2 separate regions of the Homo sapiens genome follow, and region 1 is linked to region 2. The links are chromatin loops, found by intact Hi-C in ENCODE. Cell type or tissue: PC-3. All regions are shown on one strand. Each heading gives the region's core, and the rest is flanking DNA. Links, peaks and the distances in the headings are about the cores only.

What was found. Peaks named below come from ENCODE experiments on the same cell type or tissue, not always from the same donor. Only the 100,000 strongest peaks of a DNase experiment are listed, where the experiment ranks them.
Region 1: a loop joins it to region 2, with 11 times the contacts of the local background. A loop is called at or near these places in 16 of 110 quality-filtered maps.

What each region holds. Positions count from the first base shown.
Region 1 is chr1:212,711,319-212,723,315 of GRCh38, reverse strand. No RefSeq gene overlaps it. Among named protein-coding and RNA genes, the nearest start is that of BATF3, 17 kb to the right of the region's middle. RefSeq lists an enhancer at 10,218-10,771. In PC-3, for the core only: a CTCF peak has its summit at 4,637; DNase peaks (open chromatin) are centred at 1,635 and 4,625; H3K4me3 peaks cover 934 bases; H3K27ac peaks cover 1,232 bases.
Region 2 is chr1:212,661,006-212,673,002 of GRCh38, reverse strand. It overlaps LINC02773 (long intergenic non-protein coding RNA 2773), which reads left to right and starts at 7,358. Exons shown (of 4, transcript NR_183483.1): 1 at 7,358-7,684; 2 at 8,316-8,416. RefSeq lists an enhancer at 759-1,371 and silencers at 1,142-1,436, 5,519-5,738, 7,294-7,603. In PC-3, for the core only: CTCF peaks have their summits at 3,678 and 7,578 (motif pointing left); DNase peaks (open chromatin) are centred at 5,002, 5,402, 7,322 and 7,592; H3K4me3 peaks cover 1,803 bases; H3K27ac peaks cover 2,331 bases.

The DNA.
Region 1 (11,997 bases), core at 778-8,777, 52 kb before region 2:
GGAGGCTGAGGTGGGTGGATAACTTGAGCTCAGGTGTTTGAGACCAGCCTGGGCAACATGGTGAGACCCAATTTCTACTAAAAAAAAAAAAAAAAAAAAAAAAAAGGCTGGGTGTGGTGGTGTACGCCTGTGGTCCCAGCCACTTGGGAGGCTGAGGTGGGAGGATCACTTGAGCTGGCAGGCGGGGTGGGGGAGTGGTGGGGAGTGGAGGTTGCAGTGAGCTGAGATCACTGCAGCCTGGGTGACTTTTATATATAGATTTGTTTTATGAAACTTGCCTGAAATCACTTACTTTAAAAATGACATAAAGTTCTACCTCTTGGGAGCTTGGTAAAAATAAAATTTCTCAAAGAAAAATTCAATGGGCACTACATCTCCAGTACCTAACAGTACTTGGCTCATAAAAGGCTCTCAATAAGCATTTGTTGAATGAATACTACTGAAGAATCTGGCTAATGCTGCACATATAAGCAGCACCACTGGAAATATAGAACAGGTTCTGAAGGCAAAGTCTGAGCAATTACTTGCAAAGTCACACCTGTGGCAACAGCCTTTGTTTGCTGCTGATATGTTGGGGCCATTTGCACATCAAGCTGGACACCATCCTACTTCTCAGAAGTCATCATCTATAATTACATCCTTCCTGAGAGTCTAAAAACACACATTAAACTAATAAATAAATTGAAGCATTTATGTTCTGTGAAAACAAAAAGGAAGTTATTTGAGGAGAGCGGTTAGTGTAGAAGGAAGCCAGGAAGTTTCATTGTTCTTGTTAGTCAGGGAAGACTTCCTGGAAGAGGTAATTTCAGGAGCCCTGAGAATGATGAGAGAAGATAGAGGTTGATTGGGGGTGTTCTGAGCAAGTGGTATGAGCTTAAATAAAACGTCAGAGACACAAGAGCAAGATGAATAACGGGAGTAGTGAATAACTTTCCAAAGAATAAAGGGCCAGTTTTGGAAGGTGTTTGACAGACTAGTTCAGGCACTTTCTGCAAAAGTAAAGGCCTTGAGTGCCTCTGCAAAGGTTGAATGTTGATGAGTCTGAGCTCTCAAAAGATGATCATTTTGGCCCCATCACTCCACTGCTTGGGCTCCCTCCTGCTCTGGCCTCCCAGTTACTTCTAGAGAGATTCCATGTGAGGCACAGAGTGAGCACGGCTGTATTTCATAGGTTCACTGGCACTGGGGTGCAGCAATACACAGTCTCAATGCCATCACACTTAAAAGTGGCTTCCTTAGAAAGAAACGAGGAAATGAGAAGGAGTCCACTTGAGTGAACCCCTCTACCTAGACCTCCCTTCCAAGTTGAGTGAAAGCCGCCCCTAAGAAGCCTGTGCTCCTTGAGGAACACCATCCGCAGGACACACTCCCTGCCAGGGAACACGTTGCCTGGGGTCTCTGGGGTCTGTCTTATGGTCTTTGTGACCATCCCTTTGTGACCAGGTGCATATACGGAGAAGTGGCTGGGAAATGGGCAGGAAGCCTGCATTATTTTCCCTGCTGCATCCACCACTACTGAGTAAGCAGCAAATTCCTGGAACTGCTTTTACTGTTTTCTGTGACTCTTATTAGGAACCACACTCATGAGTCATACAACCAGTAAGGCTTACCAAATATTTACCATGAGCAGAATCCTAAGCCAGGTCCCGAGAGGGCGCACATAAAGTCAAAACTGAAAGGAAGTCCCCAAAGTTATCTGATCCAGCTTCCTGCTTTCAGGTAGGTGAATGTCAATAAAGTGAGCTAGTTGTTAGAAGAAATATGCCTTGCGCTCAACCTCTCAGAAGGCTCAGGGGATGCCCCAAAGTGGCAAAACAATTGGAGAATGAGACTCACCTGCCAAGAGGAAAGACACTGAATTGATTCACCCCTGAGGAGAGCAGGTTAAGGTGTGGTAGTTTAGTTCTGCAGGAAAATCATAGGCAGAGCTCGAGGCCAACACTTCTCTGCCTCTGTTGGGGAAAGAACAAGAGGAAATGGGTTTGAAGAACAACATGTAGGACCAAAAATAAACGCAAAGAACTGCCGATCATCCGTGTTGTTAAGTCCTGGAACGCTGAAAGCAGTGCAGAGTCCTTCGTTAAAAGAAAAACAAAAACCAAACCTCAGGTATAATCTTGCCTAGACGCAAACCAAAAAAAGATCTAGGACAATCTCTCTAAGATCTATGTTATCAGCAGTTGCCTCTGGGTAAAGGGATTATTGGTGGTAACAATAACTGAATTATTTTCACTATGTATTAATTAAATATATAATTTATTATTAATGATCAATAATTATTGCTGTTTTCTGAATTTTTAAATTTTCTGTGGTGTCCCTTTTTATAATGAGAATCTTCATTTTTAGGAATCTCTTCTAGTCTTCTGTGACTTAAAAATTTATGATTCAATTTTTAATAAAGTCTGGAATCGCCTGGTATATAAAATTGTATCCATGCAAAATATAAAAATTCATGGCTACTTTTATATATAGATATGTTGTATGAAACTTGCCTGAAATCACTTACTTTAAAAAATGACATAACATTCTAGCTCTTGGGAACTTTGTAAATAATAATAATAATAATAAAATAATAATGATATAAAGGTGTATTTAGACTTAGTCTTTGTAAATCCCTTTATATTATGCAGACCACTGAAACTATCAGCTAACAATAATTACTCCAAAATCTGCCATCGGCTAACTAGCTTGAAGATACAAAAGTTCAAAATTCGGTGGAGTGTTGCCCACTTTGACTCACAATAAAAGTCAGACTTTTTTTTTTGAGACGGAGTTTTGCTCTCGTTGCCCAGGCTGGAGTACAATAGTGTGATCTCGGCTCACCGCAACCTCTGCCTCCCGGGTTCAAGTGATTCTCCTGCCTCAGCCTCCCAAGTAGCTGGGATTACAGGCATGCGCCACCACGCCCGGCTAATTTTGTATTTTTAGTAGAAACGGGGTTTGTCCATGTTGGTCGGGCTGGTCTCAAACTCCCGACCTCAGGTGATCCGCCTGCCTCGGCCTCCCCAAAGTGCTGGGATTACAGGCATGAGCCACTGCACCTGGCCAAAAGTCAGACTTTTAAAATAGATTTTTTGAAATGCTCAACACCACTAATCATCAGAGAGATGCAAATCAAAACCATAATGAGATACCATCTCATACCAGTAAGGATGGCTGTTATTAAAGTAAAAAAAAAAAAACCAGATGTTAGTGAGGTTTCATGGAAAAGGGAATGCTTATACACTGTTGCTGGGAATGCAAATTAGTACAGTTCCCGTGGAAAGCAGTTTGGAGATTTCTCAAAAAACTAAAAGTAGAATTACCATTCAACTCAGCAATCCATTACTGGGAATATACCCAAAGGAAAATAAATCATTCTATCAGAAAGATACCTGTATTCATATGTTTATCACAGCACTATTCACAACAGCAAAGACATGGAATCAACCTAAGTGCCCATTAATGGTGGATTGGATAAAGAAAATGTGGTACATATACACCACGGATTACTATACAGCCATGAAAAAGAATGAAATCACATCCTTTACAGCAACATGGATGCAACTGGAGGCCTTTATCCTAAGCAATTTAATGCAGAAACCGAAAATCAAATGAACTATCATGTTCTTACTTATAAGTGGGAGATGAACATTGGGTACACTTGGACACAAATATGGGAACAATAAACCCTGGGGATTCCAAAAGGAGTAGGGGAGGGAGGGGAAATGGGTTGAAAAACTACCTATCATGTACTATGTTCACTACTTGGGGGATGGGATTCTTAGAAACCCAAACCTCAGCATCATATAATTTACTCATGTACCAAACCTGCAAACATATCCCTTGGATCTAAAATAAATAAATACACAAGTAAAATACATTTTGTCGGTTGTTTTGCTACTGGTAGTTCATCTCCCACATCTAACTGACATGTATGTGGAAATCACTTCATAGCATGAGTTTATCAGCATTCTGAATAATTTATTCCTCCAATCTATCATATTAGTAATATTTCTGCTGAACAAGTTGGCAGTTTATCCAATACACCACTTTTGGTGGATATAGTCATTTGAGATGGAATTTTAACAATGTTCACTACGTGAGTTAGAATATTAATAAAAGAGGCCAGGCACAGTGGCTCACGCCTGTAATCCCAGCACTTTGGGAGGCTGAGGCAGGCAGATCACCTGAGGTTATCAGAAGTTCGACACCAGCCTGGTCAACATGGCGAAACCCCGTCTCTACTAAAAATACAAAAACTAGCAGGGCGTGGTGGTACACACCTGTAATCCCAGCTACTCAGGAGGCTGAGGCAGGAGAATCACTTGAACCTGGAAGGCGGAGGTTGCAGTGAGCTGAGATCGCACCACTGCACTCCAGCCTGGGCAACAGAGTGAGATTCCATCTAAAAAAAAAGACTATTAATAAAGGAAAGGCACTTCACCTACAAGTCAATAAAATAGATGTAAAGAAACAATAAGACACTTCTGCTCTGAATCACTGAGACCACCCAGTGGTTTCCCAGCTGTGTGCATTATGATACCAAACCATGCAGTCATTATATGACAGACGTTCTATAATCTGTTGTTAAGAGGAAGAAGGCAATCACTTCCAGTTGGAATGATCAAGAAAGTCTCCATAGAGGGAGCATTTGAGCCACATTTAAAGCGTAAATAGGATTTTGGTTGACAGCACTGTATTCAAAGAAAATGACATGGCCAAAATCGTGGAGGGAGGAACAAGCTAAGCTGGGAAATAGGGAGGCATTGACACAGCTGGATTAGGTAAATTTAAAGTGTGCCATATACGACTTAAAAGTCAGCCTAAAGTTTTGGATTATATTTGTCACAATATGGGGAATAATTGAAGGGTTTTGACCTAAGTGTGTGTCTAATTGTTTGTGGCACTGTCCCAGGTAGAGATACACAAGGAGAATTACCCATCTCTATTCAGATCCATTGGCAGAGGTCACTACATATGTAAAAACAAGACCAAAACCAAAACAAAAACAGGAAAAAACAAGGAAAAATAAAGCAATAAATTTGAATAATTATTAGGTTGGTATAAAGTAATTGTGGCTTTTGCCATTACTTTTATGGCAAAAAACCGCAATTACTTTTGCACCAACCTCATAAGCTATATCATTGGTAAAGTATCAATGATATATTTTTAAAAGTACAATTAGGGATAAAAACATAATTTGATAACCAATCTCACTAGAACTCAAGGAAATGCAAATTAAGATCACAATAAGATAACATTTTACACCTCCTAGATGGGCAAAAATTAAGAAATCTGACAATGGTTGATAGAACCACTAGACAAAAAAATCAGCAAGTCTATAGATCTCAGCAACATCATCAACAAACAGGATCAAATCTATATTTATAGAACACTCCACCCAATGACAGAAGAATATACATTCATTACAAGTACCCATGAAATGTATACCAAAATAGACTATATCCTGGGCCATAAGACAAACCTCAATAAATTAAAAGAATTAGAATCATACTGAGTGTATTCTCTGACCACAGTGGAATGAAACTAGAAATCAATAACAGAAAGGTAAGAGGACAACAAGATAACACTCTTCTAAATAATCCATGGGTCAAATAGGAAGTTTCAAAAGAAACTTTTTATAAAATGCCTTGAACTAAATGGAAATGAAAGCACAATATATCAAAATTTGTGCTACAGCAGTGCCAAGAGGGAAATTTATAGCACGAAATGTTTCAAAACTTTCACCACAAGAACCTAAAAAAGAAGAGCAAAATAAGCCCAAAGCAAGCAGAAATAAGAAAATAATATTAAGAGCAGAAATCAATGACGCTGGTAAAAAAAATAATAATAATAAAGCAAACCACTGAAACAAAAAGCTGATTCTTTGAAAAGATCAATGAAATTGATACACCTCTAGCAAGACCAACAAGGAAAAAAAGAGAGAAGACAAAGGACACTAATATCAAAAATGAAACAGGGACTATCACTAGAGAACTTGCAGATAACAAAAGGATAATAAAAGAATACTAAGGACAATGAAACACACATAGATTTGACACCTTAGATCAAATGGACCAATTCCTTGAAAAACACAAACCATCACAACTCACCCAATATGAAATAATTTTAATAGTCCTATTACAGCTAAGGGATTTGAGCAATATAAAGAATTCAGCAGTGTATATATATAAATTCGCTAGGTGCAGTGGCTCACACCTGTAATCCCAGCACTTTGGGAGGCCGAGGTGGGTGGATCACCTGAGGTTGGGAGCTCGAGACCAGCCTGACCAACACAGAGAAATCCCATCTCTACCAAAAAAAAAAAAAAAATACAAAATTAGCCAGGCTTGGTGGCGCATGCCTGTAATCCCAGCTACTCGGGAGGCTGAGGCAGGAGAATCGCTTGAACTTGGGAGGTGGAGGTTGCAGTGAGCCGAGATCGCGCCATTGTACTCCAGCCTGGGCAACAAGAGCGAAACTCTGTCTCAAAACAAAAAAGAAAAAAAATTTATAACTAAGCAGAGTGTATTCCAGGAATGGAAGTCTGGTTAAATTTTTGAAAATCAATGTAATCTACCATATTAATAGTCTAGAGAGGAAAAATCACATGATCATATCAATTGATACAGAAAAAGCATTTGAAAACAAAATCAACAATGATTCATGATAAAAATTCCCAGAAAAAGTAGGAATGGAGGGGAACTTCCTCAATTTGATAAAGGACAGCTACAAAAACCCCACAGCTAGTATTATTATACTTAATGATAACAGATGGAATGCTTTCTCCTCTAAGATCTGGAACGAGGCAAAAATGTCCACTCTCAGAAGTTTATTCAACATAGTGCTGGAAATTCTAGTTGGTGAAATAAGGAAAGAAAATAAAAGAAAAACTGTATAGATCAGAAAGGAAGAAATGAAACTGTCCTATTTGCAGATGACATGATTGTCTACACAGAAAATCCCAAGGAATGCACCAAAAACTCCTAGAACTTACAAATGAGTTTAGCAAGGTCACAGGATATAAGATACACCTACAAAAATCAGTTGTATCTCTCTATACTAGCAATGAACATGTGGACACATAAATAAAAATACAATACCATTTGCAATCACTCAACAAAAAGTGGTTGAGTGTAAACCTAACAAAACATGTATAGGACTTATTTGCTGAAAGCTACAAAACATTGATGAAGGATGTCAAACATATAAATAAAGAAGAGACACAACATGTCCATGGATGGAAGACTCAATCTGGCCAATTCGCTCCAGATTTATACACATATTTAATGTAATTTCTATCAAAATCCCAGTAAGTAAGTAAAATCCCAAAATACATATACACAAGATTATTTTAAAATGTATATGGAAAGGCAAAGGAATTAGAATAGCTAAACCAATCTTGAAAAAGAAGAAAGTAGAGAGACTCAGTCTATCCAATTTCAAGACTTATTATATAGCTATAGTGAAGACTGTGGGATATTGGCAGAGAGGTAGACACACAGATCAAGACCACACAGAATAGAGAACCCAGAAGTAGACTCACACAAATATGGCCAGCTGAGTTCTGTCAATGGTGCAAAAGCAATTCAAGGAGGAAAGATAAGTCTTTTCAACAAATGGTACTGGAACAATTGAGCATCCATGGGTAAAAGAAACAAACAACCAGCCAGGTTTGGTGGCTCATGCCTGTAATCCCAGCACCTTGGGAGACTGAGGCAGTAGATCCCTTGAGGCTAGGAGTTCAAGACCAGCCTGGCCAAAATGGCAAAACCCCGTCTCTACTAAAAAAACAAAAATTAGCCATGTGTGGTGGTGCATGCCTGTAATCCCAGCTATGTGGGAGGCTGAGGCATGAGAATTGCTTGAACCCGAGAGGCGGAGGTTGCAGTTTGAGCCTAAATCGGACCACTGCACTCCAGCCTGGGCAACAGAGTGAGACCCTGTCTCAAAAAAAAAAAAAAAAAAAAAGTAAGGAACATCCACCTAAGTCTCACGCTTTATGGAAAAATTAACATGGGTCACACACTTAAATATCAAATATATAACTGAAGCATTTAGAAAAACTAGGAGAAAATCTTCAGGATCTAGGGCTAAGCAAAGAGTTCTTAAACTTGACACCAAAAGCATCATTCATTTTTAAAAATGGATAAATTGGATTCGTTAAAATTAAAGATTTTGCCTTTTGAAAGATGTTGTTAAAAGGATGAAAAGACAAGCTATAAAGTGGGAGAAAATATTTGCAAACCGTGTATCTGACAAAAGATTAGTATCTTGAATATATAAATAACTCTTGGCTAGGCATGGTGGCTCATGCCTGTAATCCCAACACTTTGGGAGGCCAAGGCAGGAGGATTATTTGAACCCAGGAGTTCAAGACTGGGCAACATAAAGAGACTGTATCTCTACAAAAAGTAAAAAACAAAACAAAACAAAACAAAATTAGCCAGGAGTGGTGGCACACAGCTATAGTCCTTGCTACTTGGGAAGCCGAGGTGGGAGGATCACATAAGCCCAGGAGATTGAGGCTACAGCAAGCCGTGATTGCACCACTGCAATCCAGCCTGGGCAAAAGAATGAGACTTTGAAAAAAAACAAAAAAGCCTCTCAGAACTCTGAACTGCAAAACAGCAAGCAACATAATTATAAAATGCACAAAAGACATAAACATTTCATGAAACGGCATATATGGATGACAAATAAACACCTGAAAAGATGTTCAACATTAATAGTCAATAGGAAAATGCAATTTAGAACCATAATAAGATATCATTACACACCTATCAGAATGAATAAAATAAAAAATCATGACAATATCAAATGCTGGAGAGCATGCAGGGAAATTGTATCACTCACATATTGCTGGTGGGAATTAAAAATATACCTCCACTCTGGAAAACACATTGGCAGTTTCTTAGAAAACTAAATGTTCAACTACCAAGTGTCCCAGCAATTGCACTCTTGGGCATTTATCCCAAAGAAATGAAGACTTATGTTTACACAAAACTCTGTACCCAATTTTTTTTTGAGACAGAGTCTCACCGTGTTGCCCAGGCTGAAGTGCAGTGGTATGATCATGGCTCACTGAAACCTCCACCTCCTAGGATCAAGCAATCCTTCTGCCTCAGCCTCCTGAGTAGCTGGGTCTACAGACATGCACCACCGTGCGTGGCTAATTTATCTATTTATTTATTAGAGACAAGGTCTCACTATATTGCCCAGGCTGGTCTAGAGCTCCTGAGCTGATGAAATCTTCCTGCCTTGGCCTCCCAGAGTGCTGGCACTTACAAGCATGAGCCACCATGCCCAGATACACAAATGTTTATAGCAGTTTTATTTGTAATAGCCAAGAACTAGAAAACAGCCCAGATGTCCTTGACAAGGTTAAACACACTGTGGTACATCCCTGCCGTATATGGAATACTACTCAGCAACAAAAAAGGAGCAAACTATTGATACAGGCAACAACTTCCATGAAATCCTCAGAGAATTGTGAAGAAAAGCCAATCTCAAAAGGTTATGTGCTGTAGGATTACATTTATATAATGTTCTTGAAATGACCAAATTACAGAAATGGAGAACAGATTTGTGGTCACCAGGGGTAAAGGAGCGGGTGGGCAAAGCATGAGCAAGAAGTGGTTGCGACTAAGAAAGGGCAACAGGAGAGATCCTCGTGGTGATGGAAACGTTTTGTGTCTTGGCTGTATCAATGTAAATATCCTTTCTGATTGTCATATCATACAGAACATAGGTTTGCAAGATTTTACCATTGGGGGAAACTGAGTATAGGGCACATGGGATTTCACTGCAAGAGAGTCTACAAATATGTCAAAATAAAAAAGTTTAATTTTTAAAATGTGACAAAACTATAAACACAAAATTTAGGATAGACAGATGGGGGAGAAAGGGGCTGGAATAGTGAAGAGAACAGAGGTAAATAAAAGGGATTGTCAGTGTTCTGGTTCTTGGATTAGGTGATGAGTTTAGAGATGTCTGTTATATTATTAACAAACAAATGAGTAATAAATAAACACAAGAAGTATATTCATGAAACAACAATGTCAGAGTAGCAGGAACCAAGGATAAAGGTTAATCCAATTTTGCCTACGTGAGGTCTATTGGAGGGAAATAACAAACTGGCTCTGCTTTTTTGAAAAGAAGACTGAGATGCTAATTTTTTTTTTTTTCCTGAGACAGTCTCTGTTGCCCAGGCTGGAGTGCAGTGGCATGATCATTTCCTCCAACTCCTGGGCTCAAGCAATCTCCTGCCTCAGCCTCCCAAGTAGCTGAGATTACAGGTGTGTGCCATTTTTCATAGAGATGGGGTCTCACCATGTTGCACGGCTGATCACAAACCACTGGGCTCAAGCAATCCTCCTGCCTGAGCCCCTAAAAGTGCTGGGATTACAAGCGTGAACCACTGGCCTAAGGCTCTTTCTGCCCTAAACTATCAAAGAGCATGGGCTATTGTTAAGAAAGAAAAGAGATTTCTTGAAACAGCCCCAGGCATCCACTTTGAGTGTTAGGGGAACTACCAAAGTTGTTAGTGTCTTTCTAAGGAAATCCACTGCTGTCAGTAGAAGTCATTTGTGGTTTATTCATTCAGCAGATGTGTGACCAGGATTGTGAGCACAGCTCTGTGCCAGGCACAAGAAGTTGGAAATGGATCCAAGAAAATGCAAATCAGTTGTAGGTGGTAGTAGGTCCTACAGGAAATGAGTGAAATTATTTTTTTAAGTACGTCACAAATGGCACATATCTTATTCATGGTTTAAAACAGGATAATGAGCAATCTCTTCAGATACTACACTACTAGAATTCCTATGGTGTGGCATCATTTAGGGCTTCAGTAGAAACCAGCATTACATGATTTTAGCAAAAACACATTTTTGCTAGGCGCCTCTCCCTTAGAAACAAAATTGGGGAAAATAAGAAAAAATAAGTTATTGTTGGTTGTGGTGGCTCACGCCTGTAATCTCAGCACTTTGGGAGGCCAAGGTGGGTGGATCTCTTGAGGCCAGGAGTTAGAGACCAGCCTGGCCAACATGGCAAAACCCCGTCTCTACCAAAAATACAAAAATTAGCCGGGAGTGGTGGCGCACCCCTGTAATCCCAGCTACTCACGAGGCTGAGGTACAAGAATCGATTGAACCTGGGAGGCGGAGGCTGCAGTGAGCAAAGATCCCACCACTGCACTCTAGCCTGGGCAACAGAGCAAGACTCTGTCTCAAAAATAATGGTAATAATACTTTCTTAATTTTTGAATGAAGTATGCCACCATGATGCACGTAGAAGTCATTAAACATTCTCATGTGTACTTTGATAGTATGTGCTGGACCTCTTTTTGGGGTAACTCTTCTATCTAATCCAAATGTCACTTGCTGCAACATGACTATTTATTCATTATTGACCAATTAAAATTGTATTAAGTGCATGCTCTGCCTGAGTTTGAATCCCAGCCCAGTCACTTCTCTGGGTAACGTGGGCAAGTTTCTTCAATTGTCTGCGCTTCAATGCATCATTTCTAGTGCTGGTTATTACTACAGCTAGCACTGAGTTGGGAGGGGCCAGCATAATGAAGACATTGCCTTTGTCCTCATATGGTTTGTAATCTAGGAGGAGGAGACAGATTTGTAAATGAGGAGTATGTATATACATATTATAAAATCTGGAAGGATACACACAAAATTAATGACCAGAATTGAAAGTGATGATCATAGCTGGGCACGATGGCTCACCCCTGTAATCCCAGCACTTTGGGAGGCCGAGGCAGGCGGATCCCTTGAGACTAGGAGTTCGAGACCAGCCTGGCCAACATGGTGAAACCCTGTATCTACTAAAAATACAAAAATTTAGCCAGGTGTGGTGGCGGGCGCCTGTAGTCCCAGCTACTCAGGAGTCTGAGGCACAAGAATCGCTTGAACCCGGGAGGCAGAGGTTGCAGTGAGCTGAGATTATACCACTACACTCCAGCCTGGGCAACAGAAGGAGGCTCCATCTCAGGAAAGAAAAAAA
Region 2 (11,997 bases), core at 2,584-10,583:
GCTGCCGAGGTCATGGTGTGTGAACCCACCCACTTGATCTGTTTTTGAGGCCAAACCCCAACAAGGTCTAGTACCAGCTGTCCTCAGAACACTACCACTTGCTCAGAGAGAACCAGCCCTTCTAGCATCATTGGGAGCAAAGCAAAAACTCTCAAAGTCAGGCCATTGCCCATGAGGACGATATCCAACAGGTGCTTCTTGAACTTCAATGTGCATTGAAAGCACCCGGAGATCTTGCTAAATTGCAGCTCCTGGACCAGGAGAATCAGGAACTGAAGATTCTGCATTTCAATCAAGCTTCCAGGTGATGCCAATGCTGCTGGTCTACAGACCAAACTTGGAATGTAGAGGACTTACAAATGCACCCCAAATAATACATTCCAAAGCCAAAGTCACTTTATAAAAACATGCTTTTGAGTTATCTCATCCATTCAGAATAATTGAGGTAGGGAAGATATTCTGAAAATTTGAAGAAGTAAATTATTTAAAAATTGTAAAACACAAGTGCCTTTTTAATTTTTTTTGAAGGCTATGTATTTTCATTGCATGGAGTGAGAGAGGTTGACAAGAAGGGGGTTCTGTGAATCTACCTCAATAAAGAGAAAAGCATTATTTGAAATTTCTAGGTCTGTTTTTTTACTAAACTCAAGACCCTTGAAACAACTTGAAAATGCCTAATTCTCTCCCATAGGCTAAAGTGCTACAGCTGATTTTTCATGCTAATAACAGCCATTTTTAGGGTTTTTTTTTTTTAAAAAAACTCTCCTTTATTGTGTTGTCATGTATACATTGAATAAATGAGCAAATAGTTGAGTTCCTTTGCTTATAAATTAGTTCCCTCATAAATGGCACAAAAGTAAGCTTTGGTTCCATCACTAAGTTGTTACAAAGTCCGTGCACTGTCCAGATGAATGACACTTTTCTAAGACCTGAGCCAGCCTGGCACCAGTTTCCTTCCCATGCCCCACATGCCCAAGAATTAGCCAGGGCTGGGGGAGTATGTTCTCCTGAACAAGGCTGAGCAATCATTTTCGCTGCCCCTGCAAAGACAGCTGGTAAGAGCCTGCTTATTATCACCTCCCCCTGCCTGTGCGGGGGTGCGGGTGGGTGAGGAGGGTTGGCAGGGAAGTGAAGAGGCTGCTTCTGGAGCCTGCTAGGTAAATTACTGTGTGGTTTCTCCCTGAGTCATCAGGGCAGGGATGAGGCTGGAGGAGCGGGCTTTTCCTACCAGTATTTGTGTTTTCTTTAGGTGTGAGAGGACACAAATGGCTCTGGCAACCAGGCCCACAGCTGCTGCCTCATTTGCATGACGATTTACACAGCTGAGGCTTGGACGCTCAAGGGTAGGCATTTTTCTAAGGTGTTTAGGCAGACTCATCCTTTATGCATATATATGCAAGTAAGGAGTTGTCGGGGGTGAAGAAGGATCGGGGAACTCTGTTTTTGGCTGTTTCCTCATTTCTGCATTTCCACCAGCGGTGCCAGCTGCTGATGTCATCCTAGCTGTGAAGTTGCAGCATCGAACCAGAGCCTACCTTACGAAGAGCTTTCTGTGGGGCTCTTGGAGTTAGAGAGGAAGGACGTGAAGAGAACTAGTGAGCACAGCCTTGGCTTTTGAGGAACTGACAGGCAGGAGCAGAAGCAAATACAGATCCTGAGAACCCTCATGAAGCAGCTTCTGTGCAAATGGGTGTAGAGGGCACAAGGGTGGTGACCACGTAGAAAACTTGGGTGCTATGGCCTGGGGAAAAGCAGAGATGAATTCACTGTGGCCTCTAGGTCTCAATTTCCTCCTGGTACAGTGAGACTAATAATACCTACCTTGCTCAGTTGCTTTGAGGATTAAATAAGATCATGAATGTAAAATGCCTAGAACAGTGTCTGGCTCTAAGTGGTATCTGTCATAACATCAATTATTATTGATAAGATGAAACCATGGAGCAACCAAGATCCTGTCTTGCATATCCTACTTCTTTGCTGCCTTTTCCTTTGTGAGAAAAGCCTGCCTTGAGCTCCCTTACTCCTTCCAACCTTGGGTTCTCTTTGGGATCTGCAATATCAACAAATGGCTGGACAGACTGCAAGGTGCCATCTGTGGCCCCCAAACAGGACAGGCCAAGGTGTGACTGAGTAGCTCACTTGAGGGTAAAACCTGGGACTTCAGCCTCAGGGACAGCATAACGTCCCACTCTGCAACCAGCAGGTTGTAATGAGTTGGGAAATTGGGGCTCCACGGTAGAGTAGAAAGAGCGCAGAACCAAACTGCTTTCAAATCTCGGCTCTGTCACCAGATGTATGACTTTGAGCAAGTTGTTTAACCTCTTTGTGCCTCGGTTTCTTGATCTGTTAAATGGGGATGATAATATTACCCACCTCATAGGGATGTTGTGTGAATCAAAAGTGTTAACACATACAGTTGTCTCTCAGTATCTTCCGGGGATTGGTTTCTTCGGGTAAAGAGAACCCAAATACTGGCAGGAAAACCTCGCTCCTCCAACCTCATCCCTGCGCTGATGACTCAGGGAGAAACCACACAGTAATTTACCTAGCAGTCTTCATGGACATCAAAATCCAAAGACGCTCAAGTCCCTGACATAAAATGGCTTAGTATTTACATTGACTTATGCACATCCTCCTGTATACTTTAAATCAACTCCGGATTACTTATAATTCCTAATACAATGTAAATGCTATGTAAATAGTTGTTATACTTTATTGTTTAGGGAATAATGACAAGAAAAAAATGTAGATATTCAGTACAGATGTTTGGTTTTTTAAAAATATTTTCTATCCACTGTTGGTTGAACCCACAGACATGGAGGACTGAATGTATGAAGTACTTGGAATTGTACCTGGCCCAGAGTAAACCCAAGACAAATGATCAAATTTGGCTTTTGATCATTTTTGATTGGGGGGTGACTAGGGTGTGAAGGGTGTGTGGCCAGAGGACTGAGGACAGCCGGGTGGGCAGGCAGAGACCTCCACTTGCCATGGTTTATGCGTCTTTAAGGAAGGAAAGGACAAAGATGGTGGCTGGGATGGAGAACGACGCGCTTGTGCAAAGTCAAACAAACCTCCCAAGGACTCTCACTAATATCCTAGGAGCTTCCACAGGATCTCAGGGCTCTGCCCAGGCCACCATCGCCTCATCCTGCAGAGGGAGGATGGCTTGCGTCTGCATGACCCTTCTGTGAACCAGGCCTGCCAGCTGCAGCCTGTGCCGCCCAGCCCTGCTGGCCTGCTCCTCCTCGGGTACATTGGTGCATGAACCTTGCCCTGGGGATGTCTGACGTCTCTATCATTATTTTTCCTTCTTTCCATTTCTGCTTTGCTTAACAAAACTTGCTGAATGATATGTATTAATATTTGATAAGCCATCTTAGGTTATTCCTGGAATAGGCAGAGAATAAAGAAATAAACCACCTAGTTCCTAGAGATTTTAACTTTCTTAAAGTTTTTATAGCAGTGGTTTTCAAATTCATTTTTTTCAGAGGATCCCCCTTTTAAAAAATGAAATCTTTTCTAGAAACCCTACCATATGTAAACAGCCTGATCAGGTTAAAGCAGGGAAAAGGACCTCAGCACCCACTTGCTGCTTACCCCCCGGCCACTCCCTGCCCGCCTTGCCTACCCCCTTGTCCCCCAAGGTGTCTTTACCAAGTCCTGTCTCTGAGGGGCACTGTTTGTAAACCATGAGTCCTTTCCATGGAAATCACACTGCAATGTTTGGTATGTCATTTTGGTGCAAAAATAAGGAAGTGAGATGGTTTCCTATGACCTTTTGGACAATTTCCTAATTATTGCTGCTAAACAGCAATATCTATACCTGCTACATCTATGTCTGCTATATAGACATAAACTGCTAAAGAATGAATATTAGTTAACCTCTAACAGGAAATAACAAAATGAACAAAAACAAAAGTCCTGTTTACCTTTCTATTACAGAAGATAATCATTTGTGAGTTTAAGTAACAATTGAGCTTTAATTATCACTGACAGAATGAAAACAAATAACAGCTAGATGCAGATCTTCAAAGTGAAATACAAACAAAATACAATTCAAAAGTAGTTTAGAAACCGAGTTTTAACTAATAATTAACACAACCTCTACATCAGCTACCCCCAGTCTCCCCCCATACAGGGAATTCTCCATTCCTCAAATTGTCTCTACTTTCCCATCCTTTCATGTTTAACCCTCTTCTCAAATCCCAGCTCCTTCGTGAAGCCTCGTGTGATCTACCTAGTCAAAGCCCAGTGGCACTTTATTAAATACAGTCTTCTCTATCTTAGGGTGTGGGCTTAGTCCCCTCAGTGAGGGGGCTGACGTGGCATCTGGGCCACTTTCACACAGTGGTCAGCCCCGCCGAGCACAGTGGACACCCAACCACTGCTCCTTCCATTCTCTCTCTCATTCTCCCTGGTACTCAAGATGGTGCTGCTTCTGAAAGGGTTAAACTTTATATGACTGTGTTGGTAGAAAGACAAATACATTAAATTCTCTTTCAACATCAAGTTCATTTTTTCTGATTTTAAAAGAAATTAAAATATTTACATAGGCCCCTAAAAGCAAGATAGGCCCTTGGTGATGCTACTGTGCACGTATATAAAGCTGCCACTTTACTAGCTATGTGGACTTGGGCAATTTACTTAACCACTCTAGGCTTTAGTTTTCTCATTTGTAAAATGGGGATAATGATAGCACCCAATTCGCAGAATTAAATGTCAGCTATGACTTGCCTGCATTGCGAAGTTAAAAATAGGGAAACACAAAGGATAATATCTTCTTGATTTCTTTTTATGCTCTGATCCAATATCAAATCTAGCTTTTCAACTTATTTTTGGCAAACATAAACTTCCTATTTCAAAGGAAAAGCACTAGAAAGAACAAATGAAACCAAACCAAAAGCTCTTCCGAGACATCCAAGGACTCTTGCCAAACAGCAACTTGATGAGTTCACAGTAAATGAATCAGAGACATATGGTTTAGATTCCCCACTCAAAGTCCTCAGGGGGAAACAGGAAGGCCGAGGACTCCAGAGAGCAGCTGGCCGTGTCAGCCCCACTCTGCCAGCTGAGCAAGAGATTACGATGCCCTGGAGCCCCTCAGGCATCTCCCGGATGATCCTTTCCCCTGGGCTCAACTCACGTTTCTCATTTGACTCTGTCTTCCCCCAGAAGGAAGATGTCACCCAGGAACCCTAACTGGAAACCGGACAGTTACCAGGGCACCCAAAACCCAATATTTGGTTATTACTTCATCCTTGACCTTCATTCCATTCATTCCCAGCTGCAGACAGTAGGATTTCTAAGGAAGAGTTAAGAGGGTAGAGGTGGTGGACTGTCTCTCTGTGATTGTTGTTTTCCAGGAACTCAGCTTGTTGCCAGGGAGATGTCACACACTAGAATGTTCCCACTGACCAGCAAGGGAACTCTGGAATGACTCATGTGAGGACCTGCCCCAGGAAAGGGAGGGTTATGGCCTAAAACCACACCACCCCCCTCATTGTATCAAACTCCATCCTTTTCAATGACAACTTCAGCCCCTCCCCTTCCCCCACCAGGAAGCCTTCCTAGATGAACCAGAAGCACTGTCTACCCCAAGCCACCCTCACACCTCCAACACTTCATTTGCATATGTGGTTAGCTTTTTAATGATATCAGAGCAATCTGTGAACAGCTTCAGCAGGGGGCCCTCTGGCAGAATTGAATAAATTGGACGGTTAAAGACCTGATTGAGGCCAGGTTTGTTGGCTCACTCCTGCAATCCCAGCGCTTTGGGAGGCCTAGGAGGGAGGATTGATTGAGCACAGGAGTTTGAGATCAGCTCCAGGCAACATGATGAGATCCCCATCTCTAAAATATAAAATAAAAATTAGCCAGGTGTGGTGGCAGGCACCTGTAGTCCCAACTACTCAGAAGACTGAGGTGGGAGGATCGCTTGAACCCCAGAGTTCGAGCCTGCTATGAGCCATGATTGTGCCACTGCACTCCAGCCTGGGCAACAGAGTGAGACCCTGTCTCAAAAATTAAAAAAATATATATATGACTGAGAGCCAGCTTGGTAAAGCCTTCAGAGCCAATGTGCCCTGCAGTCCGTCAACACACATGGAATGATTGCGCACTGGGGAACTGCAGTGCAAGACAGAGATGTGGAAGAAAGACTTGACTCTCAGAGATAGAAAAGTCAGGAAAGACACAAATAAAAACCCCAAAGAACTCCCAGACACAGACCTCTACAAACTGACTTGTTAACCTTTTGGGCCCGATCACAGCAGAAGCAAGGGCTCCACACCATACGAACCTGGGTCAAGGCTAAGGTGCCGGGGCCGGCTTCTTCTCCTCTGCTCAAGCAGGCTTTATATGGAGCACACTCTCTCCAGGACACAAAACAAGAACCATGCCCCTTCCACCCTGGCCCCCCTTACCCTCTCAGAAGGGGCTCCCTGGCCTAGCAGAGAGCAAAAGGCTACAGGTCTCACCACTGAAAGCTGGGCACCACCCGCCCCAAAGCAGAGAAGTGGAGGAGAGGACACTAGGTAGCTGCGCTAGCAGGGTTGTGCATGAAGCCAGCACCTGAGAGAAGACAGGAGGGAGGCAGAATTGAAGCCAGAGGCGGTGGTTTTTGGTGGTCACTATGGCCCACTCTAATTACTATGCACCAGGCGAGAGTCTGTGCTGGGTGCTCCTGAACATACAGATATGCAAGACACGGCCCTTGGGGGTGGGATGTCCTATAGGAGAAATTAGCCAAAAACGCAAGGCTGCCTGCATTGAATGCCAAATGATGGACACACACCATAAGTGTCAGAGGAAAAGAAATAATATTTACTGAGTACTTACTATGTGTTAAAGCACCTGTAAATGGTTTAGATGTATTTAATTTTTCCAACAGCCCATGAAGTGATTACTGGTATTATTTCCACTTTATGGATGAGAAAATTGAGGCTCAAAGAGTCTTAAAACACTTGCTTGGTGTCACACAATTTTTCATGGTAGATTCAGATTTTCAACTCAAAATTCTACCTCTCCAAGTGCGCGCGCGCGGACCCACGCACATGCATGGTTTTCTTGATGGGAGAGGATTTTGGGAAAGAGAGGTGACACCAGGCACGGGACTCTGGCTCCTACGCATAACTTATTTTTGACACATAGAGGGAACTTCGACGGCTACGTTTTCAAGCAGAGGGATGTCTTCTAACGAAGAGTTCATTTTTGATGTTTAGTTGTGCAGTCGTTAAGTCTGCGAGTTGCGATCCTGCTTCAGTTGTGCTGTGGGAGCGCAGTGGCCCAGGACTGGCTGGCCCGGCTGGGGAGGAGCCCAGGGAAAGAGGAAGGGAGGGCAGGGGAGGGGAGAAGCAGCTGTCCCCGGGCTGCCTGGGAGTCACTGGGGAGTCCTAGCCCGCCCTTGGGCCTAGGGCTCCCTGATGCGGCCTCCACTCTTCGCAGGGCCAGGGGGCGAGGAAGGAGGAGGGAGGGAAGAGGGAAGCTGGGGAGTGGGAGAGCGTCCTCCACGACCGCTTGGGTCCTCCGCGGGGCAGCCTCGGGGAGGGTGGCTGCAGGGCCCGGAGTCGCCTGGATCGCAGCGCCATCTCGTGGCTGCTGGCAGGTCTGCCTTGGGCCCTCTTGGCACAAGGCAAGGAAACAGGAGCTCTTCCCATCAGTGACAGGTGCCCGCCGGCCCGCAGTGAGTCCCAGGGGGCTTTCTCCTGCGTCAGGGAGCCAGGAGGGGAAGGGGGCATGGGTGCTGGGACCAGATTTCCCTGACTCTGTGCTCCTGGGTAAGGACTGATTGTCAAGAGTGGGCTTCCAGTTCTACCCCAGGCCCTGAGGGTCTTGTCCTTTTGCTGGGAGCCCCCACCGTTCTCCCCTACTCCCTCCTGTCTTCTCAAACGATAGCATAATGGAAGAAATCATCCTTAGAGTATGCAGGCCAGAACCCTGCCCCGTTGCGTAAGAGCTGTTGTCCCCGCGTCTCTCTGAGCCTCAACGGTTTTATCTGTTAAAGGGCATAATAACACCAGGAGAAGAATATATTGTAAAGCCTCTAGCACAGTGCCTTCAAGTAGTAGGAACTTAATCCATCCTTGAAGGCGACATCATTGTCAGTGGTTACAACAGGTCTCAATGTTGCGGAAGCTCATGCTTAGCAGATGGTAGGTGCCCTGGGAATATTGCAAACTAGTAGCGATGTCTTCTTAGCTCCAGCCCGAGAATGGGACAGTCCTAGTGCTAGATGTTTGCCTAGTTTCATAGATGATAACAATCCAGCTGGTCTTGCAAACCTAGTAAAAATAGCTGTCTATTCTACCCATCAGCCCAGGAGAATGCTCCAGTGTCACCAGTGACTCCTGCTCCCACATCTGCCTACAGGAAGCCCTCTTGGAACAAAAGCATCTCACTTCTGGGAGGCATCAAGGTAGTGAGGGGAGAGGGCAGTGGTGTGGGTTACACAGACCTGGGGCTCCCTTACCAGGTGAGGACCTGGAGCAGGCCACTAACCTCTCCAAACCCCATGTTTGTCATCTGTAAATCAGGGATATTATTATACTTCCCACCTCTTTAGGCTTGTATGGAATTGAATGAGATTATTAATGTAAAACACTTAGCACGGTGGTTTTAGTGTGCATCAGCATCACCTGAGGATTTATTAAAATATGAGTTGCTGGGCCCCACCTCAAGTTTCTCAAGCTGTAGGACCGTGGTGTGGCTCAATAATTTATTTGCACTTCTAATTTGCATCTCGGGGGATGTTGGTGCAATCTGTCCAGGAACCAGGCTTTGAGAAGGACTAATCTGGCACATACTAGATCTGCAATGAATTTTTTTATTATACTTTAAGTTTTAGGGTACACGTGCACAACGTGCAGGTTTGTTACATATGTATACATGTGCCATGTTGGTTTGTTGCACCCAGTAACTCATCATTTAACATTAGGTATATCTCCAAATGCTATCCCTCCCCCCTCCCCCCACCCCACAATAGGCCCCAGTGTGTGATGTTCCCCTTCCTGTGTCCACGTGTTCTCATTGTTCAATTCCCACCTATGAGTGAGAACATGCGGTGTTTGGTTTTTTGTCCTTGCGATAGTTTGCTGAGAATGATGGTTTCCAGCTTCATCCATGTCCCTACAAAGGACATGAACTCATCATTTTTTTATGGCTGCATAGTATTCCATGGTGTATATGTGCCACATTTTCTTAATCCATTCTGTTATTGTTGGACATTTGGGTTGGTTCCAAGTCTTTGCTATTGTGAATAGTGCCGCAATAAACATACGTGTGCATGTGTCTTTATAGCAGCATGATTTATAATCCTTTGGGTATATACCCAGTAATGGGATGGCTGGGTCAAATGGTATTTCTAGTTCTAGATCCCTGAGGAATTGCCACACTGACTTCCACGATGGTTGAACTAGTTTACAGTCCCACCAACAGTGTAAGTGTTCCTATTTCTCCACATCCTCTCCAGCACCTGTTGTTTCCTGACTTTTTAATGATCGCCATTCTAACTGGTGTGAGATGGTATCTCACTGTGGTTTTGATTTGCATTTCTCTGATGGCCAGTGATGATGAGCATTTTTTCATGTGTCTGTTGGCTGCATAAATGTCTTCTTTTGAGAAGTGTCTATTCATATCCTTCACCCACTTTTTGATGGGGTTGTTTTTTTCTTGTAAATTTGTGTGAGTTCGTTGTAGATTCTGGATATTCGCCCTTTGTCAGATGAGTAGATTGCAAAAATTTTCTCCCATTCTGTAGGTTGCCTGTTCACTCTGATGGTAGTTTCTTTTGCTGTGCAGAAGCTCTTTAGTTTAATTAGATCCCATTTGTCAATTTTGGCTTTTGTTGCTATTGCTTTTGGTGTTTTAGACATGAAGTCTTTGCCCACGCCTATGTCCTGAATGGTATTGCCTAGGTTTTCTTCTAGGGTTTTTACGGTTTTAGGTCTAACATTTAAGTCTTTAATCCATCTTGAATTAATTTTTGTATAAGGTATAAGGAAGGGATCCAGTTTCAGCTTTCTATATATGGCTAGCCAGTTTTGCCAGCATCATTTGTTAAATAGGGAATCGTTTCCCCGTTTCTTGTTTTTGTCAGGTTTGTCAAAGATCAGATGGTTGTAGATATGCAGCATTATTTCTGAGGGCTCTGTTCTGTTCCATTGATCTATATCTCTGTTTTGGTACCAGTACCATGCTGTTTTGGTTACTGTAGCCTTGTAGTATAGTTTGAAGTCAGGTAGCGTGATGTCTCCAGCTTTGTTCTTTTGGCTTAGGATTGACTTGGCAATGCGGGCTTTTTTTTGGTTCCATATGAACTTTAAAGTAGTTTTTTCCAATTCTGTGAAGAAAGTCATTGGTAGCTTGATGGGGATGGCATTGAATCTATAAATTACCTTGGGCAGTATGGCCATTTTCATGATATTGATTCTTCCTACTGATGAGCATGGAATGTTCTTCCATTTGTTTGTATCCTTTTTTATTTCATTGAGGAGTGGTTTGTAGTTCTCCTTAAAGAGGTCCTTCACATCCCTTGTAAGTTGGATTCCTAGATATTTTATTCTCTTTGAAGCAGTTGTGAATGGGAATTCACTCATGATTTGGCTCTCTGTTTGTCTGTTTTTGGTGTATAAGAATGCTTGTGATTTTTGCACATTGATTTTGTATCCTGAGACGTTGCTGAAGTTGCCTATCAGATTAAGGAGATTTTGGGCTGAGACAATAGGGTTTTCCAGATATACAATCATGTCATCTGCAAACAGGGACAATTTGACTTCCTCTTTTCCTCATTGAATACCCTTTATTTCCTTCTCCTGCCTGATTGCCCTGGCCAGAACTTCCAACACTATGTTGAATAGGAGTGGTGAGAGAGGGCATCCCTCTCTTGTGCCAGTTTTCAAAGGGAATCCTTCCAGTTTTTGCCCATTCAGTATGATATTGGCTGTGGGTCTGTCATAGATAGCTCTTATTGTTTTGAGATACGTCCCATCAATACCTAATTTATTGAGAGTTTTTAGCATGAAGGGTTGTTGAATTTTGTCAAAGGCCTTTTCTGCATCTATTGAGATACTCATATGGTTTTTGTCATTGGTTCTGTTTATATGCTGGATTATGTTTATTGATTTGCATATGTTGAACCAGCCTTGCATCCCAGGGATGAAGCCCACTTGATCATGGTGGATAAGTTTTTGATGTGTTGCTGGATTCGGTTTGCCAGTGTTTTACTGAGGATTTTTGCATCGATGTTCATCAGGGATATTGGTCTAAAATTCTCTTTTGTTGTTGTGTCTCTGCCAGGCTTTGGTATCAGGATGATGCTGGCCTCATAAAATGAGTTAGGGAGGATTCCCTCTTTTTCTATTGATTGGAATAGTTTCAGAAGGAATGGTACCAGCTCCTCCTTGTACCTCTGGTAGAATTCAGCTGTGAATCCATCTGGTCCTGGACTTTTTTTGGTTGGTAAGCTATTAATTATTGCCTCAATTTCAGAGTCTGTTATTGGTCTATTCAGAGATTCAAGTTCTTCCTGGTTTAGTCTTGGGAGGGTGTATGTGTTGAGGAATTTATCCATTTCTTCTAGATTTTCTAGTTTATTTGCGTAGAGGTGTTTATAGTATTCTCTGATGGTAGTTTGTATTTCTGTGAGATCGGTGGTGATATCCCCTTCATCATTTTTTATTGAGTCTATTTGATTCTTCTCTCTTTTCTTCTTCATTAATCTTGCTAGCAGTCTATCAATTTTGTTGATCTTTTCAAAAAACCAGCTCCTGGATTCATTGATTTTTTGAAGGGTTTTTTTGTGTCTCTATTTCCTTCAGTTCTGCTCTGATCTTAGTTATTTCTTGCCTTCTGCTAGCTTTTGAATGTGTTTGCTGTTGCTTCTCTAGTTATTTTAATTGTGATGTTAGGATGTCAATTTTAGATCTTTCCTGCTTTCTCTTGTGGGCATTTAGTGCTATAAATTTCCCTCTACACACTGCTTTGAATGTGTCCCAGAGA